Linked DNA regions of Mus musculus: region 2 is linked to region 1. A link is a loop called in an ENCODE intact Hi-C map of the cell type or tissue named here. Cell type or tissue: left cerebral cortex. All regions are shown on one strand. Each heading gives the region's core, and the rest is flanking DNA. Links, peaks and the distances in the headings are about the cores only.

What was found. Peaks named below come from ENCODE experiments on the same cell type or tissue, not always from the same donor. Only the 100,000 strongest peaks of a DNase experiment are listed, where the experiment ranks them.
Region 2: a loop joins it to region 1, with 8 times the contacts of the local background. A loop is called at or near these places in 18 of 42 quality-filtered maps.

The regions. Positions count from the first base shown.
Region 1 is chr3:104,783,073-104,792,864 of GRCm38, forward strand. Ppm1j (protein phosphatase 1J) reads left to right here. Exons shown (of 10, transcript NM_027982.2): 3 at 55-342; 4 at 582-694; 5 at 971-1,055; 6 at 1,562-1,680; 7 at 1,884-1,947; 8 at 2,114-2,221; 9 at 2,326-2,477; 10 at 2,630-2,946. The coding sequence ends at 2,780. It overlaps Rhoc (ras homolog family member C), which reads left to right and starts at 5,962. Exons shown (of 5, transcript NM_007484.2): 1 at 5,962-6,011; 2 at 8,817-8,980; 3 at 9,493-9,613. The coding sequence starts at 8,825. In left cerebral cortex, for the core only: CTCF peaks have their summits at 5,628 (motif pointing right) and 8,798; DNase peaks (open chromatin) are centred at 5,657, 5,968, 7,045, 7,444 and 2 more places; H3K4me3 peaks cover 1,930 bases; H3K27ac peaks cover 2,875 bases.
Region 2 is chr3:104,859,429-104,869,220 of GRCm38, forward strand. It overlaps Capza1 (capping protein (actin filament) muscle Z-line, alpha 1), which reads right to left and starts at 5,077. Exons shown (of 10, transcript NM_009797.3): 1 at 4,912-5,077. The coding sequence starts at 4,950. It overlaps St7l (suppression of tumorigenicity 7-like), which reads left to right and starts at 5,078. Exons shown (of 14, transcript NM_153091.3): 1 at 5,078-5,880; 2 at 8,596-8,678. The coding sequence starts at 5,667. In left cerebral cortex, for the core only: a CTCF peak has its summit at 7,320; DNase peaks (open chromatin) are centred at 4,502, 5,040 and 5,622; H3K4me3 peaks cover 3,374 bases; H3K27ac peaks cover 1,841 bases.

The DNA.
Region 1 (9,792 bases), core at 907-8,906:
TAACCTGCCCTGTCTCCCTCCATCCCTACCGACTTCCAACTTTTTCTTCACCAGGGCTTCTGCTTTTACTACTGGGGCCTGTTTGATGGGCACGCTGGTGGAGGAGCAGCTGAAATGGCCTCCCGGCTCCTGCATCGCCACATCCGGGAACAGCTCAAGGATCTAGTAGAAATACTTAAGGATCCCTTGCCGCCTCCCCTCTGTCTCCCATCCACTCCTGGAACCCCAGGAGCCCCCAGTCCTTCACAGTTGGTTAGCCCTCAATCCTGCTGGTCTCCACAGAAGGAAGTGACCCATGACAGCCTGATAGTAGGAGCCATTGAGAATGCCTTCCATCTCATGGTGAGTGGATGGCCTAGGCCAATAATGTGCTAAGTAGGCATTCTAGTCAACACTGTGAGGTGGAGGTGGGTGGGTGAACCCTAGAATCCACACTGCCTTTGAGAGCCTGAGCGGAGCTTGGTCCTGTTACCCTGTGTGGTCCTCTTCTCTTCCACTCTGGCCTGGAGAGGTGCAAGGTGGAGTAGGTGACTATGTGCCGCAGGTTTTTCTGTTTCCTTTGACCCTTCCTCACCTGGCAGGATGAGCAGATGGCTCGGGAGCGGCGTGGCCACCAAGTGGAAGGGGGCTGCTGTGCACTAGTGGTGCTGTACCTGCTAGGCAAGATGTATGTGGCTAACGCAGGTGACAGCAGGTGAGTGGGAAGAGGGCTTTGAGAGTGGCCGTAAAAGGGGAACATCCTCCCTAGGATGAGGGGAATGCAGAGAGTGAAGGGGTGCTGGGTTAAGTATTAAAGACCGCAGTGATCAGTAAGATATAAGGAAAGGTTGCCATATCCACGGGGGACGGAGAGATGAGGACCCAGGCAAGACATCATCAGGCTCATTATGGGGAGGGCCTGGTCCTCCTGCATGGAATTCTCCACTCAGACCGAGAAAGCCAGGTCCAGACTCTTTCTGTCTCTGGGCAGGGCCATCATTGTCCGAAATGGGGAGATCATTCCGATGTCCCGGGAGTTCACACCAGAGACGGAGCGCCAGCGTCTTCAGCTGCTTGTAAGCAGGGGCTAAAATCCCTATCCCTGGTCTTTCCTCTCAAGCCTTTCAAAGCTTCCCACTGGGAACTTCCTGGGAAGGTGCTGCGTGGACGTCTGTGGGGTGTTGGGTGAGCTGAAGGGGTAATGCAGCCGGAAGGAGCCTGGGCTGTCTGTGTAGCCCCAGGAAGGAAGTAGAGTCAGAGGTGGGGGCGGGGGTGAGAATAACAAAGGCCGGAGCAAGGGTGTGTTATCTTCGTGCATCCTCTCTTGTGGTCTCTCTATCCTGATTACCTGGGGTTGAATCCTATGTTGCTAATTGTGTGACCTCTGACAAGCCCCTTACTCAATTGTTTGTGCTTTGCTGGCTTCTGTGAGGGGCGAATGAGTCCATTCATGCTAATATTAGAGGAGTGTGTGGCCTGCAGTAAATTTTAAGGTTTAGTTATAATTTAAGAGCTACACATTGGCTAAGGGTGCGATATAAATGAAATGGCCTCTCTCCTGTCTGGCCCTTCCTAACCTCAGGGCTTCCTGAAACCAGAACTGCTGGGCAGTGAGTTCACCCACCTTGAATTTCCCCGAAGAGTTCAGCCCAAGGAACTAGGGCAGAGGATGCTGTACAGGGACCAGAATATGACTGGCTGGTAACTTCCCTCAGAGCTGGGGCCGTTCCCATGGCAAAGTCACCAGTCCTTCACCAGCAGTAGGTGGACGCTGGAGGCTGGGTCAGGCTGGAAGTTGGGAAAGATGGCCACTCCTGGACGGGTTTGGGGGCGGGGGGGTTGCTGTTCCTAGGGGTAGGGGCTTTGCCACCCGCGTGATGCCTCCTCTACTCCTCCCTCCTCAGGGCCTACAAAAAGATTGAGGTGGAGGATCTCAGGTTTCCTCTGGTCTGTGGGGAGGGCAAAAAGGTAAAACCCTGAGGTAGAGGTGGGAGAGGGCAGGAAGACCCATCGCTGCTTGTCCAGGGATCCAGGGAGGTGGAGGTCTCACCAGACAGTAGGTGTGGGTGGACGCTATGGTTTCAGTGAGTCTGAGAGAGGAACTAAATCGCAGCGTTCTTTCTCATTTCCACAGGCCCGGGTAATGGCTACCATTGGGGTGACACGGGGCTTGGGAGACCACAACCTTAAGGTCTGCAGCTCTACTCTGTCCATCAAGCCTTTCCTCTCCTGCTTTCCTGAAGTGAGCACACCTTCTTTCCTTTTAGGAGGCTGTGGCTGGCTTCTATCTCCAACCTCCTTTCCTCATGAACACCACCAGCCCCTCTCTCTTTCTCCGCCTCCCAGGTACGAGTGTATGATCTGACGCAGTATGAGCACTGTCCAGATGATGTGCTGGTCCTGGGAACAGATGGCTTGTGGGATGTGACCAATGACTCTGAGGTAGCTGCCACTGTGGACAGGGTGCTGTCATCCTATGAGCCCAATGATCCCAGCAGGTAGGGGGTTGCCTGGCAAGGTGTTGGGGGGGGGTAGTCCTGGTGAAGGAAGGGGCAAAGGGAAAAGAAGCCCGGAGACCCACATGTGGGCCCGTGTATCTGTCTTCTCATATACGTATTGGTACATGAATGTACACATGTACTCCTGGCAGGTATACAGCTCTGGCCCAAGCTCTGGTCCTGGGGGCCCGGGGAATCCCCCGGGACCGTGGCTGGCGTCTCCCAAACAACAAGCTGGGTTCCGGGGATGACATCTCGGTCTTCGTCATCCCCCTGGGCGGGCCAGGCAGCAGTTACTCCTGATGGGCTCAGCCCCATCCCTCTCAATGCCACCCCAGCCTCTCCACTATCACCCTTCTCCTGCCCAAACACGGAAGTTGTGTCCCTGACTCGAGAGTGGCCATTTGAACAAAGGGATGCCTGCTAGATCCAAAATTACAGCAACTGGCAAATAAACCAGATGGATAAACGTTGTGTGTCATTATTTGCTTTGACCAGACCCTGAAAAGTGGGCAATGGAAAGAACACCAGAACACTCCTAAAGAGTGTGACTTGCCCAGATTCTCCTGCTGTCCCCCTTTTTCCACTTCACATACTTGCCACGAGTGGCCCCATCTGTGGCTTCTTCCATCTGTCGATGTCTGCCAAGCCTGGGTGTCTAGCCCAAACCTCTGCTGAGCTTTGAGCCCACACATGCCAGCCATCTCCTCCACAGAACTCTGTTACTTCCACACACCTTAAACTGAATTCATGAATTTCCCCCATAAATAATTCTCCTGTTTCATCCTTTCAGTGGGTATCATCATGGCTGCGCAAGTTAGTAATGCAGCCATTGATCACACCTGGCTTCACAATTCTTGGCTACTTCAGTCATGCAGTCCATGTAATGTTTCCGGAAATCAGCTGTCTATATGATGGTATATACAATGTAGCCGAGCTGTGTCCTAGGTTGGATCATCTAGGTTTGTGTGAGGACACTTACTGCTATTTACACAATGATGAAATTCCCTAGCAACAATCCTTATAACATCTCTATTAAGGAATGGATGTGTGACTATACTGTTTGTTGATCAGTTAAAGCTCTTTCATACTTACCTTTATTTCTTTTCTGCCTTCCTCATCACCACATTAGCACTTTATTACACCAACTTCCTAACTTCAGTGACTCATTGTTATGCCCAGAAGAGAACTAAGGTTAAAGTCCTGAGCATGGCATCTCAGAACCTTCATAATGTGATTCCAGCTACTGTTTCACTATCTTTACCACCCTCCTGCCTCCAAACTCTGGCTTGTCATAGCTCCAACTTAGTTTATATCCCACACTACCTTTTCTTGACTATTTCATCTGCTCTCCAGGACTGAGTACCCTACAGCCCCTAGATGCTGCCAAGGCAATTACCTCCAGGATTATAACTGTCTGTAGGAGGAGCCAATGGGAAGTAGCCATTAAGAGCAGGGGACTCTTTATTTTTTTTTTTTAATTTATTTTTAGTTTCATGTGCATTGGTGTTTGGCCTGCGCATGTGTCTGTATGAGGGTGTTGGAACTGAAACTCCCTGGAACTGGAGTTATAGACAGTTGTGTGCTGCCATGTGGGTGCTGGGAATTGAACCAAGGTCCTCTAGAAGAGCAGCCAGTGCTTTTAACCATGAGCAATCTCTCCAGCCCCAAGAGCAGGGACTTGTAAGTCTGAGTGTTTTGACCCCCAAACACTAACTTCTTTGAGCCTCCACGCCTCATTAAACTGTAGATAACAATAATGCCTCGTAAGAACTAAACATGGTATGGGTGGGGAAGGACAAGGTTCACATAATAAAGCTTCAAGAACTGTTAGCTATGTTCGACTGTCTGTTCTTCATTTAGACTGTAAGTTTGTTTGCTTATTTTTATCTATGTTTTGTTCAAGATAGGGTTTCTTTGTGTAGCCTTGGCTGTCCTAGAATTAGCTAAGTAGTTTTGGGACACTAGGGTGGCCTCAAACTCATAGAGATCCTCCTGCTTTGGTCTCTCAAGAGCTGGGATTAAAGGCATGCACCACCACTGCTGGGCTAGACTATACGTTATCTGAAGGCAGAGTTTCATGGTTAGTACATAGTTTTCAGTTCACATTCAACCAATGTTTACTGAATGAATTCAGAGGCCTGGTGGACAAAACACCCTTCACCTCAGTTATATGATTTATCAAATGTATGGTCCATGCTTCCAATCCTGAGTGAGTGTCTACGTATGTTGTCTGCCTGGATTTGAGACAGCTTCACTCCACAGCCTATGTTGGCCTGGAATTTGTGGTAACTCTGCCCCCTCGGGAGTGCTGAGATGACAGGCATGAACCACCCGGCCAGCTGCACCTGCAGTAGACTCCATATGACATACATTTATTCTGGGAAATACTTGTTGAAACCTATGACGAGCAGAGTTTGGTTGAATGGTACAGAGGGCAGGTAGGAGGGGGAGCATGGCAGGCAGCAGGCAGCCAGCACCTGCCTGGGTGCCTCACAGGCCTGCTTGTAAATTTGACTGATTTAGTTTTTGTAGCCCAGGATGGCCTGGAATTAACTCATAGAGATCCATCTGCCTTTGCTTCTTGTGTGTCATCGTGGCTCACCTCACTGGAAATTCCTGCTGTCACAAATAGTGAGAAACCACTTCTCTGGGCTTCATTTTCTTTACAGGCAAAAGGGAACGGGTATGGGTGAACTTATTCCAGAGTTAGAGACCTGTGTGTTTAAAGTATCCAGCACTAGTAAATAAAGCATTGGTAGATTTCCTTATACACCCATTTCTTTGGCTCTTTATAAGGAAGGAGATACAGGATCAGGTAAGTAACACCTCAGATTGGGATCAACAGCACAACAATACAATAGGAGTGTGAGGTCAGTTTCCAGCTGAGGACACGGCAGCACTTCCAGGAGTGTGCTCTTAACAGGACGTCGGGAAATTCCCAGCGAAGGAAGGAAGGGACTTTTAAGGCGATGGTGGCTGGGGACTGCAGATCACAAAAGGTCTCCAGGGCTCTGGATAGCGTCACGTTGCACTTACTGCAGTGATTCCTGGATAAGAGAGTGGGCAGCTTCTGTATAACCCATCCCCTCGGTCACGGGTAGGGTGTAGGAAATACTGGAGCTTCGAGGTCTGGATGGCCACGCGAGGGCAGCAGTGGCCCTCGCTGACCCCACCCTGGAAGCCGCTCAACTTTCCCGAAGCTGGTCCGCCCCCCACGGGTTGGAAGTGGGGCAGAGGCCGAGTTATCCGGGGTCCCACCCGCCCGCTCACCACCCAGCAATCCAGACATCTCCGGGCACAGTTCCTCCAGCTCCAGCCAGCCCTACGCCCCTTGCCGGGTCCTCAGCCGGGGTGACCTGCGGCCGCCCGGGGCCGGGAGCGGAGGCGGGCCAAGCTAAGGGCCGCCCCCGTCGACCCCCCCCCCCTTCCCTTGATGGACCCGCCCCAGAGCGGTGCTGGAGAGTGGGGCGGGGCCCGGGTCAGTCTCAGCCTCCGGCACTGGCCGCGCAGCTGGAGGCGGTGGAGCCCAAGGTACCGGGGCCCCAGCTGGTGGGTGGCGAGGCGTCGTGGGAACTGACCTCGGAGGAGAGCACTTTCCCGATTCCCGGATCGCTCCGGGAGCGGCTTGGGGGGCGGGGGGTGTTCCGGGCCAGGCAAGAGAGAGCGCCCCAAGCTGTGGGCCAGGCGCTCTAGCCTTCCAAGCTCTCGAACCAGAGCCCAGAGTCCTTCCCTTTCTGAGTCTTTCCTTTCTGGACCTCCCTAGCTGGGCCAGGGACACACTTAGATCTCCGTGAGCGACTCAACCCAGACGCTCCAGTTCCGGGCAGGGAGTAAGAAACAGGGCCTCAGGCTGGCTAGGGGTGGGAGTTCTGGCCTGGGATGGGGAATGGCGGGAATAGGGATGGGATGTGACCACTGGAGGCTGCTACTGCTTGGCGGGTCTGGACGCCGCCCTAGACGGGTTTTGGAGCTGATCTGAGCTGAGAGGTTGAGAAGACTAGGAAAGATCCCGCTCCTGTGTTGTGTATATGTGTCTGAGAGTGAAGGGGGGTGGGGAAGAACAAAACACCCCAATCCCCAACTCTTCCTCGTACCCTCTTGGGAAGTTAGGGAGTGTTAGGGAATTGGGCTGAAAGCTGGAGTCCAGCTCTTCCTTGACTTCTGGCTTTAAAGTTAAGGAAAAGGTGTTGCCCGAAGAGTGATTCCTCGCCTAGATCTCGGGGGGAGCAGAGTACAAAGGCCTGTTGGATCACCTGGGAAATCAAGAGAATAAGGAAGGCTAGTGGCTTGTCCTAGGGAAGGTCCCAGAAGTTCCAGACCCCTCTCCCGGCCCTGGGTGAAGTTTTCGTTGTCTCTCTTAGGGTTAGTGGGGCAGTTCCGCTGGAGCCGCCTTTCACAGGGAGTGTTAGCCAGGCCATCCATGCCATGTTGGCCTTCGGCCTAATGTCCCGGCTTGGCCTGAGTCCCCAATTATTCTGGCCTAAGCAGAGCCTAGATGCAAAGTCTTCGGAGCTGGAGGCTCTAACACAGCCACGAAGTTCCGGCCTCTGCCTCCCACCATCAGATGCTCAGCCGCCTTGCTGCTGTGGGACAGCCGGGGCTCACGCATGGGGATGTGACTAGTGTTTAAGTGTCCTAGGGATCACGCTCCATCCACACTGCCCACCCTGGCTTGGGGCTGTCCCCGCCAGCCTGTGTACAGCTAGACTGGTTGAATTAATGGGAGTAGGTGGGGAAGTTGGAGGAAATCCTGTGGGTTACCTGGATATACCTCTCAGACCTCATTTTTGAAGGAGATATGCAGCATAGCGAATGCCTTCTTCCCAGTCTTTCGGGGGTACCAGGGAAAGCCCCTTGAGATGGGGGGTGGTAAGTGTGGCTGTGCATACGCAACTCCTATAAATTCTCTGTGACTCATGTCCTCTTTCCTCACATCCCAGTTTTGTGTGTGTGTGTGTGTGTGTGTGTGTGTGTAGGTGTAGGGGAGGGAGGAACCACCCAGGCGCCTGATGCTGAAAAGAATCAGCCTGGGGCTGGAGTACTCTGCTTCCTAAAAGGCAGGCACAGGCCAGGGTTTGAGGTGGTTTGTAGGGAGCTAAGAGTTGAGCAGAGCCAGACAGGATGTGGGACTGAAAGGCAAAGCCAAGTTTGGGGCTGAGCTCAGGTTACTGTGCCCTTCTTAACTGCTCCCTGCCTGGTCAAAAGCTTAGACTGATCCTCACTAGTCCTTTCTTTGGAGGCTCCTCCCAGCCCAGGCTCTGGTTCCCTCCCCCACAGCCTTCGCTTCATCTCTACTCTGTCTGGCATGATCCTTGCCAGGCTGTGTAGGTCTGGAGACCTCACTGACCCGGTCAGCTCCCTGTGGTCTGAACTGCTCGTTCACGTGTGCTGGGGTGTAGGACACATATAAACTCTGAGAAGCTGACTCCTTCCTTATCTTGAGTCACAGGGAGGTGTCTGCTGGGCCTAAGGGTCAGCTGGTCACAAGGAGGAAGGGGCTGTTCCAGAGAGTGGGTGGAGGTGATTCCCGAGTGGGTTTAGCTCCGTCACAGCAATGCTGTGATAGATGTGTGGCTCCCCACAGTGTGGTCATTGTCCCCTGTCAGGGGCTGAGTGACCCAGTGTTGCTGCCAGGCCCAGAAAAGGGGATGGGTGGTGGTGGTGGTGGGGAGGCAGCGGAACAGGCTGCCTGACCGTGAGCTGCCAGGACTGAGCCTTCTTTGTGTGACTTGAGACTTTGGGGAAGGGAAGGGGGTGGGTCAGGGAAGCCAGCCTGCTTCCACTGGCCTCTGGCTTAGCTTCTCCCACTTCTGCTCTCACCTGTGAAGTGCCATGTAGGCAAGACAGACTGCATCACAAAGTCCTGTTTTGAGAGCTGTCCCTGTACTTTTGTCTAAACCACACTGAGCCTCAGTTTCCTGCTTATGTCAGGAAGGCCCGGAGTCAGCGAGAGGGACCCGGGAGATGCTCAGTGGGCGTGGTGCTTGCAAAGCAAGCATAGTCACCTGAGTTTGATTCCAGGACCCCATGCAAAGGTAGACTGACTTGTCTTTTACCACCACATGTGTATGTGCCTCGGCCAATAAAGAGTTTTTTGTTTTGTTTTCAAATGGGAAGGCCACCATCCACCTAACAGGCAGCTGGAGAGATGAAGTTGTAAGGTCTTCTGCCTGCAGGATTGGTTCTTGGCAAGAACAGGCCTTGGCGAACCCTCTTCTCTTCCTTTGCTGGATGCTGTGGTTTCTAGGCAGGCTTGAGGGGGTGGGTGGCTAGATAAGTGTTATTGAATTTACTGGCTTTCCCCTCCTCAAATCCCCACTGCCACCTGCCTGCCAGTTTCAGCCATGGCTGCGATCCGAAAGAAGCTGGTGATTGTGGGTGACGGTGCCTGTGGGAAGACCTGCCTCCTCATTGTCTTCAGCAAAGATCAGTTTCCAGAGGTCTACGTGCCTACCGTCTTTGAGAACTATATAGCCGACATCGAAGTGGATGGCAAGCAGGTGAAAGCCATGTATTTCTTGTTTTCCTGGCTGGGAAGCCTGTTCCCCCAGTCACACGGGGCCCATGGATGTCCTTCCTTACCACCCACCTCCTTCTTTATTTCCCTGCTGGAACCAGCAGAAGTTAGGAAGTGAAACTGGAACTGTAGAAAACCTGGATGCACTATCTGGTTGGACCACATACTGGCTCTGGAATCTGAGCCAAGTCCCTTTTGCCTGTGGGCTTAACTTCTCCCTACTGCAAAATGTGAATGAGAGTGAGACTTCTCCCAAAGGGTTGTCCTAAGAACTAAATGCTGCTGACAGTGGCAGCTCATACTACACCAAGATCAAACCCATCTTAGATCTTAAGAGAAGTGGATCATTGGTTTTGTGACTGATCAATACAACCCAGCACATAGCGAGCAGTTAAGATGTTGTTCAGCTAGCTTATAGGATGAGTGATTTCAGAGGGCCTCAGGGTGGTAGGGTTGGGGCCCTCAGGCCAACTGCTCAATAGCCTTGTGTGTCAGGTGGAGCTGGCTCTGTGGGACACAGCTGGGCAAGAAGACTACGATCGCCTGCGGCCTCTCTCCTACCCGGACACTGACGTCATCCTCATGTGTTTCTCCATTGACAGCCCTGACAGTTTGGGTAAGGCTTTGGAAGAATCTTGGGAGCATGTAGGTCCTGCAAGTCTCCTTTGCTATAGAGACAGTAGCCCTTGGGGTGAGGAGTGTTCACTGCAAAGGGCTTTGAGCTGTGCAAGGTACTGCCTGTTCAGTAGACTCCAGGGCTGCTATAGAAGACCTGGCTTCTGTTGCTAAGTAGAA
Region 2 (9,792 bases), core at 708-8,707, 76 kb after region 1:
GAGGATAGCCAGCCTAAAAGTAGATTTTAACAAGCTCCAACAAAGCTCTTAAATCCCAGCTTCTATTTACAAGATTTAAAAACTGTTGCTATTATTAAGGTAGGTAGGGAGTGTGGATGTGTGGATGCCAGAGGACAGCTCTGTGAGGTCATTTCTCTCCCTTCACATTTATCTGTGATCCCGACAGTGAATGCAGGCACCAGGTTTGTCCAGCAAGTATCTTTACTCGATAAGCATCTCTCACTGCCCCATTTATATTTTTTACATCTCTACTACATAGTTTGATAAACTTGTTTCTAGAAGGAGGAGGAGGAAGAGGAGGAGGCGGTGGCTGCAGCAGCAGTTTTTACAATTTACATTTGTAATTCCAGCATTCAGGAGGCTGAGACAGAATGTCAGTTCAAGGGCAGCCTTGGCTACATAACCAATTCTAGGCTAGCTTGAGCTACATACTACGTTCTTGCTTTAAAAACAGAACAAAGCAATTAAACAAAAAAGCTTTTTTAAAAAAGAAGTCCTTAAGCCAGGTGTGATGTGTGACAGCCACATGCTTATAATCCCAGCACCCATGAAGCTGAAACAGGAGTCCCCAGAGACTGAGGGGAGACTGTGAGCTACAGAATGGGACTGTTTCAAGACCCAAATATCCAATGGAACAAACAAAACAAAAACCAAACAAACTCTTACAAATGAGACCTCTGTCTAAATTAAAATCATACAGATCCACTTCTCAGTATTTTTAAAGTTATATGCACATATTTATTTATTAGGTTAAAAAGGAAAAACCATGCTAATCAGTTTTGTTCAATCCTAGAATTCTTTTCACATTGTTGGAAACAAACAAATAAAACATTAAAAAAAAAACAACCAACAAATTGCCGGGCATGGTGGCACACGCCTTTAATCCCAGTACTTGGGAGGCAGAGGCAGGTGGATTTCTGAGTTCAAAGCCAGCCTGGTCTACAGAGTGAGTTCCAGGACAGCCAGGGCTACACAGAGAAACCCTGTCTTGAAAATCCAAAACAACAGTAACAACAACAAGTCAATGCTGAATCATGAAATAAAGAAAACAGGAGAGGCAGAGAACCCAAATGCATCACTCATCTCATACCTCAAACTTCCTAATTAAGCTATCTTGGTCTTGGTAAGCATTTGGAACTAAGTTAACTGAAAAGCACAGGTACCTGGAATAGTTTCCAGAAACTCATTTAAGGGATAAGACTAGAAGCACTTATCCGCCTGTTACTAACCTTCTCACTTCCTGCTTTGTTTAGGACAGCTCATTCTGACCATTTCAGGTAACGATGAAGAAAGGGGGGGATGGGGACAGAAAAACCAAAAAAACCAAAAAACCTTCCTCTTTAAAAGTGATAAAACCTTTACCAGCTGGTTATAAAAATGATTTACTTGCCTTTATAGAAATGCTTGAGAGAAATCAACAGCCTCAAATGGCAAAGTTATGTCAGGGCTTACGGCTTTCACAAAACATACAAAGATAAGATTATTAAATTATTCCTTTTGGGACCACACCATGCATACTTTAAAAAATAAAACAATAACAACAAAACATACCTATCCCAAACTAAACACATTTGAAGTCTTTAGCAACAAAGAAAATGAAAATTCTGGATTTCTTTCCAAGAATTCAAAGTAGAAACTAATGCTCAAATAAGACCTGCAGACCTGCAGACTGGTCCACATGACTTTGCAGATACTGGTGAGTGCTCGCTCTACCACTGACTGACCTACATAGCCAGTCCATCTCCCACCTCCCTTCCAGTTTTTGAGACAGACTCTCCAAGTTTTCCAGGCTGTACTTCAATTTGCTCTGTAGCCTGGACAGACCTTACATTTTTCTATGCTCTTGCCTCAGCTTCCTAAGCAATTAGGATGATAGGCCTTGGTCACCAGGCCAGGAAAGATTTTTAAGATTAGTTTGTACTGCTTGGATAGTGGCTCACGACTATAAGCCTGACACCAATGACCTCAAGACAGAAGAGTCACTGGGAGTTATGTCTGGGCTCCATAGTGAGTTCCAGATCAGCTTGAGCTACAGGATTTGGACTGTCTCAATAAATCAAAATAAGTAAACCTCATCAGGGGTTACTTGCTTATGAATCCCAAGACATTCAAATCAGTAAAATCTCTTCTCAAAACGCACACACACACACCCCAAAACTTTTTTTTTTTGAGAAAGTATTTCATTCATGTAGCCAAGGATGGGCATGAATTCCTAATCCTCTTTGCCTTTATCTCCCAAGAGCTGAAATTATTATAGACAGGTATCACCAGGACCAGCCTTTTCCCCTAGCTTTTTAATCTGTTAAAATCAATCTAAAGATTAGAAGGGAAAGCAGGCAAAGTAGGAAAGAAGCTCAAAAATCAAGAAGTCTTACAAAGTCCTTTCTTTTCCTTCTTTTTGAGACAAGGTTTCTCTGTATAGCCCTGGCTGTCCTGGAACTCAATTTGTAGACCAGGCTGGCCTCAGACTCACAGAAATCCACCTGCTTTTGCCTCCCAAGTGCTGGAATTAAAGATGTTGTACCAGCACCACCACCGCCCAGCAACCCTTTCTTTCTACTCATAGATTTAAAGAGATATGAATGTGCCTGTCAGCTCTGAGGAAAGGAATCTAATAAAACTACAGGAATCTCAAGTTACTAGGGTCTCTCTATGTAGTCCTGGAACTCACTATGTTGACAAGGCTAGCCTTGAACTCAAGAGATCTACCTGCTTCTGCCTCCTGAGTGTTTAGATTAAAGGCATACACCACCATGCCTGGCTCAAATCATAAGGATTTTTACTGTATCATTATACCACATTATCTACACCAATAAAGATAATGTAGTCAATTAAAAACAACAAAGAAAAAAACCTCTATTAAACCCAGAATCGTGGGAGACGGAGGCAGGAGGACAAATTGGAGATCAGTCCAGTCTACAGAGCAGGTTCCAGACCAGCTAGAACTACATAGCAAGAATTTGTCCCAAAAATACAAAACAAAAACTAAAAGCTCTTTACTAAAGTAGGAATAGAATTTATTACAAGTTCCGGGGTAGATTTACTAGTTATGACTGGCTTGTTCTACTATTACTAAAACTAAGCAATAAAGTTAAGTGTGATGGTATGCACCGATAACTGCAGTATTTGAGAGACAGAGACAAGCAGATTAGGGGTTGGGGTCACTCTTGGCTGTATAATGAGATGTTTATATGAGCCAAACCCGACCCAGTCTTAAGAAAAGGAATAAAAACATTCACTCTAGCCGGGCGTGGTGACGCATGCCTTTAATCCCAGGACTTGGGAGGCAGAGGCAGGCGGATTTCTGAGTTCGAGGCCAGCCTGGTCTACAGAGTGAGTTCCAGGACAGTCAGGACTATACAGAGAAACCCTGTCTCGAAAACAAACAAACAAACAAACAAAAACAAAAAAAGAAAGAAAAAAGAGAATCAACACTAAAGTGTTATTTGGTGGCTTTTTAGTTTTTGTCCTACTAATGCTTAAGTTCAAACACAGGATGTTGCACATGCTAAGACTCTACTAACAAACTGCCACCCTGGATCCTGGTAAGTGGTTTATAAAGGTGGTAAGCACCCTTTTCAGCATTTAAAGACAGTGGCTCATTCATACACAGGTGTATGTTAAATTATTCTTTTTGAAGAAGTGATTAAAAATAGTCTGTTCCCCTGTCAACAATCTCCAATTTCTTTTTCGAAGAACCCAGGCAGATTTTATAGAACATTGGAGAGCACATACTTTGTAACAGTCACTGCAGGAAACAAAAGACATATTCTTGTCCCTAAGTTAGCTAATGAGACCATTCTAACTTGTAGCAGCCCTAAGAGTCTGTGTTTATGGAAGAACTAAGTACTTTCCTTTTTGGACAGTTTAGCAAATGTACGTTGTCAGAAAAAGTTATACTATCAAATTTGGAATACACCCTGGTATTTAAAACACTTTTAAAGATCTATGTACACAAACGACACTCTTGACATACCCAGCTATAAAGCACCATAGTAGGTCATCAAAAAAGGTTGGGTGTTTCATCCAAACCGAATGTGTTAAATGTGAGGTTTATTTACGACCCATTTAACCTTTCTGGAGTTGAAAAAAAAGTCGTCTGGCTATTTCTCACTGCTTAACAGGAAGTTAAAAAAACAAAACAAAACAAAAGACTTTGAAAAAAATTATAGTTAAGATTAAGACAGAAGGGACGGAGTCACCTTGGGGCTAAACGTTCACACAAGAGAGCATAGGCAGGAATAAAGGTGCTGGTCAAATTCTTAAGCAAATCCCTTGAGGTTTACTGATTTATTTTTATCCAATTAGTTTAATCGTCAGTAGTAGAGAAAAGATGAGAGAGGGTGTGTATTTCGGTGGACAGACACCACCAGAGGACCTCTCCCTCCCTGACAAGGAGTCCTGACAGCAAAATCACTTCCTGAGGAAGGAGGAGCAAAAGGGAAGTTAAGGAGGCCACTCTGATCAGGAAGTGACTCGTTCTAAACTAACCCCAATCATACCTATAAATGGGGGGATGGGGTGAGCCCCAACTGCCAAAAGCGGTAAAATAACTGCTGCCTGACACGTCCCGACATCACCTTCACCTCCTCTCTTATAATTACAGAAAAGAGTCTAGAGTTAAAAGTCAATCAGGCAAAGTGTCTCCTCTTGAAAGAAGGTTGTGCTCTGTCCAGGATGAAAAGAGTTGAGGACTGGGGGACTGGGGCCACCGTGAGGCAGACGAAAGCTCCTTTAAGGAAGGAAGCGTCCCGGGGCCAGAGGGACTATGCCAGCACCGGGAAACAACCTTCTTCTTCCTGGGGGCACCGCCAGGTTTCTCACTGCTGCCGGCTCGGACCCCTGGGCCCCGTCGAGGAAGGAAGTAAAAGAGAGAGGCGGACCCCTTACCTTCTCTTCATCCGACACCCGATCCTCAAAGTCGGCCATCTTGGCTGCTCTGGCCCAGCCCGGCGGGCCGGCGCGAGGCAGGCCGGGAAGGAAGCTGAGTGGCGGAATCACCGAGGGGCCGTCGGAAGGAGCCGCCCGGAAGCTCAGGCCAAGAGGGCGCCATGTCAGTTCCGCGCGGGTGTGACAGCCTGGAGTCGGCGCTCTAGGAAGTCGGCTTGCCCCTCGGGGCTTTGCAGCCTTAACATCTTTCTCCCTGAGTTCCGGTCACTTTCCCATTCGTCCTGGAGTGCTTGGTGGCGGGCCTCGACTCTTGCGTGGCGTCTGGGCTCCCTCTGGTCATGGAGCAGTTGCTACACCTCTAAGTTTTTCTGATCCGGTTGGTCTCCTGGGCCGCCGAGTCCAGGGCACTAAGAGCTGCTCGGCTCTTTGAGACATCAGTACTTTTCCGACCCCGGCACAGGGCGACAGGTTACCCTCAACCACGTATGGAAGAAAAACCACTTCCCTCCGGCGCCACACTGAGTCCGTTTCCAGAAGAATAAGCGCCACCATCAGATGCTTCCCCGCCCTCCTAGAGGACTAGGTAGCCCCTCAGTCGGCCACCGCGCTCCGCCACCTTCCAGATCTCCAGCCAGTTCCCCAGGACTCAGCCTAGACAGAGGCCAGCTTCAAGTCCGCCACTATCCCAGGATTCCCGACTCCGGGTTTCCGGCCCTTCTCCCCTCCCAGGTCCCGGCGCCTGCCGGAGCCGCAAGATGGCGGACGGAGACTACTTCGCGGAAGCCGCGCGGGCCGTGGGGTGTCCCCATGCACCTGTTCCTGGCTTGGGCCTGGGCCCGCCGCTGGGCTGGAAAGAGCGGCTGAAGGCCGGGTTGGCGAACTCTGGGTCCACGCTGTGGTTCCTGGCGGGGCTGGGGCTGCTTTACGCTCTGAGGGTCCCGCTGAGGCTGTGTGACAACGTGACAGCGGGTGAGAGGCCCAAACCTCCCGGACAGTCGGGGACAAGTGCCAAAGATCAGAGATTCTCGGGGAGACATGGAGGGCTTTGCAGAAGGAAATTGGTGTTGCATGCTCCAGTGGGTTTATTTTTGTCGCTTGGGCCACCTCCACCCGGCAGCTGATTGTTAGAACCGTGCTGCAGTTTCCCGGCCCCTCCCTAGATCGCTGAAGGTTCGCCCTCTCTATTCTGTCTACGCTACCACAGGAAAAGCTACCTGACACGCTGCAAGCTCCAGGTAGTAGGACAGAAGAGAGCATTCCCAGATGTGTACACACAGTTTATAGACATTCCTATCGTTTGCAGGGCCCCTTGAAAAGTCGTACCTCAGAGTTTCCCAGCTGCCTAACTTAAAAGAACTCACACCCAGAAAAGCAAGATAAGCACATCTGTCATACACGATAGAAAATGCTATGATTTTAGTGGACCATACTTTTATTGTAAGACAGTTCGGTTAAGAGACGTTTTTCGTAATATTTTTATTGTGAGTAATAAGATAGTCTAGGAAAGGGAGAGGAGAGAGAAGTGCAGACAACGGTGGGTTTGTTTAATATTTTCCTTCGGCAGTTGTACAATGTTTGTCATGTAGCCTGGGCCAAAGATAAAAACTTGTAAGCAGTGTTGACCTGTGCGGATTCTGCAAATACTATTCCCTGGCCGTAGGTAGGATGAAAAGATGGACTCCTGGATCTTTTGTGGCGTTATTGCAGTATTTTTTGCTGCAGCCTCAGAAGAAGATGGAAATATTTCCTTCTTTTTGGTTTTTCGAGACAGGGTTTCTCTGTGTAGCCCTGGCTGTCCTGGAACTCTGTAGACCAGGCTGGCCTCGAACTCAGAAATCCGCCTGCGTCTGCCTCCCAAGTGCTGGGATTAAAGGCTGTGTGCCACCACTGCCTGGTGAAATATTTCTGTTAGATGGTGACACTGTTAATTTTTCTGTCCTTTGAGAAGGCAGTGGTCTCCCTTTTCTGTCTCATGAGATGACATGAAAGACCATAGGATAATGTTCTAAAATGCTTTTTGTATTTTAGAGTATTGGTACCACATACTGTCTAATTTGTCTGTAATAGGTTGGTGAAGTGTTTAATGGTAATTTGTGTGCTCATTAAAGTGCTATTCATCGAGTTTGTCATTTATTTTTCTACTTCTTCTTGTTGCTTTGAGGCCAGGATGTTGCCAAGACATCCTGATCCCTTGAGCCACTTCTTAAGTGGTGGATTTAGAGGCATATACTAGCTAGCCTGGCTTTAAACCAGGAATGCTGACACATGCTTGTGATCCCAGTACTTGGGCTACTGAAAGTACAGTACAGATATATCAGTTGTTAAAGGCCAGCCTCAGCTACATAGTAAGTTTGAGACCAGTCTGGACTATCTTAGACCATGTTGTGAAAGTGCATTTAGCTTTTTATTCTTATATATTTGCTGAAGTTCTAGTCTAACTTACTTTTACAGCTTGTATTTTAGATTTTCAGAAAAGCAGGCTAAATTATCTCACTGTGACTTGATTTTCTTTTTTCTTTCTTTGACCCTAGATATTGACCCTAGGGCCCTGTACACACTCATTTTGATTTACTTCTTTTTTTTTTTTTTCTTTTTCTTTTTTTTTTTTTTAAAGATTTATTTATTTATTATATGTAAGTACACTGTAGCTGTCTTCAGACCCTCCAGAAGAGGGAGTCAGATCTCATTACAGATGGTTGTGAGCCACCATGTGGTTGCTGGGATTTGAACTTTGGACCTTCGGAAGAGCAGTCGGGTGCTCTTACCCATTGAGCCATCTCACCAGCCCTTGATTTACTTCTTATTTAACTAAACAACAGTGTAAAACCTCACTTTTATATCCATGAGAAGATTCTTAAGATATCAGACAATGGAAACTTAAAGTCACTTTTTAAAAATTTATTAATTTTAATGTGTGTACACTCTAGCTGTACAGATGGTTGCGAGCCTTCATGTGGTTGTTGGGAATTGAATTTTTAGGACCACTGCTCGCTCTGGTCAACTCCACTCTCTCAGTCTCTGCTTGCTCCAGCCCAAATATTTATTTATTATTATATATAGTACACTGTAGTTGTCTTCTGATACACCAGAAGAGGGCGTCAAATCTCATTATGGGTGGTTGTGAGTCACCATGTGGTTGCTAGGATTTGAACTCAGGACCTTAGGAAGAGCAGTCAATGCTCTTAACCCCTGAGCCATCTTGCCAGCCCCCACTTTTGTTTTAAGAACTTTTTCAAATTAATTTCACTTTAGGTATTAATGTTGACAGTTACTGACTTAGGGCAGTCAGCTTAGAATTTTTGAGCTTTGCAATAGTGGGAAAGCTGTCTGCATTCCATAGAACTTTTGGATTTTGATCTTTTCCCAAGCTAGCATTATGATCTCTATGGTACTGGGCAGCAACAGTAAGCCAGTGCTTCCCACTTGCATTCATACAAAGTGGAGAGTAGACAAGCAGTGCTATCCAGGACATTGTGTTGCTAAGTAATGGCAGCTGGAAGGTTAGTGATGTAGCTTACATTTTTTACCTGCAGTATTTTTAGTCTATAGGCTTATTTGAACATAGCCTCATCAGAGCCCAGGCTTCTTTACTGCTTACCTCCATCTGCTGAAACATACTTGCATGATTGCAATGGACTTAAAATTTGTACTTTGTAAAAACTTTAATGTTTTCTCTTTTAACAGTGACAGGGTTTTTAAGTTCACTGACACCCAAGTTCTATGTGGCACTTACAGGGACATCTTCTTTGATATCTGGACTAATATTTGTAAGTAGTTTCTATTTTCTTCACCTCTATTTTGATACTCATTTAAAAATTGTTTATATATTTACAAATCTATAAGTATTTGTTAGGATTTCCAAAATGTGTTTGATAGTGGGAAAAAGTTACTTAGAAACAAGTTTGAGAAATACCATGTTTCCTTGTCATCTTTTAGAGCGAGTGGTAGTATTTATTACATGTTAGGTTTCTTTTTGAGATAGGGTCTCATTATGTAGTCTAACCTGGCCTTGAACCCAAGGTGGTTCTCCTGCCTCTACCTCTGAGTGCTAGGATTACAGGGGTGAGTTACCATGCCCGACTTCATTTACTACATATTGAAAACTTGTATACAGAATGGTAGACGGCTCAGGTGAAGGTGCTTGCTGCCAAGGCTGACTGATGACTTGACACATGGTGGGAAGAGAGAACCAACTCCTGCAAGTCCTCTGATCACTACTCTTGTGTGCCTGCACACTCATAAACACATAAGTGTAATAATTAAAAACAAAAACCAAAATACCCTGCATACTGGAATCAGGGAGGGAGGGTTGGTTGAGATGGATTAGAAGTTTAATGATCAAAGCACCTACGTTATTATTTCAAAATGAATGAGGCCGGGGAGGGGGGGGTGCGGGGGGGGGGGGAGATGACGCGTAGTCAGTAAAATGCTTGCCCTGTAAACATGAAGGCCTGCCTTCAGGTCTCCAGCACTCAGGTAAAGGTGAGGAATGCTTGCACGCCTGGCATTCCAGCTCTGGGAGCTGGAACTCGCTGGCCAGCTAGACCAGCCAAACAAATGAGTTCCAGGTTTAGTGACTGAAGAGACCCGTGACCTTCACACACATGTGCATTACACATGCACAAGTATGTAAACATCAGTCCTTCACGTGGAAATTAATGTCATGGGTTATTCTATAACTACTGTTATCAAATTTTTCCACTTTTCAAATGGTTTCAAGAGAATCTGAATGTACAGAATTTATTACTTTATAAACAGGATCTCTTGTAAGCTAGTTGGCTTGAACTTATTCTGTAGTCCAGGTGGCCTTGACTGCCTGGCCCTCTTCCTTTGCTATATAAGTATTCCCCCATCATGTCCAGTTTATGCAGTGCTGAGACT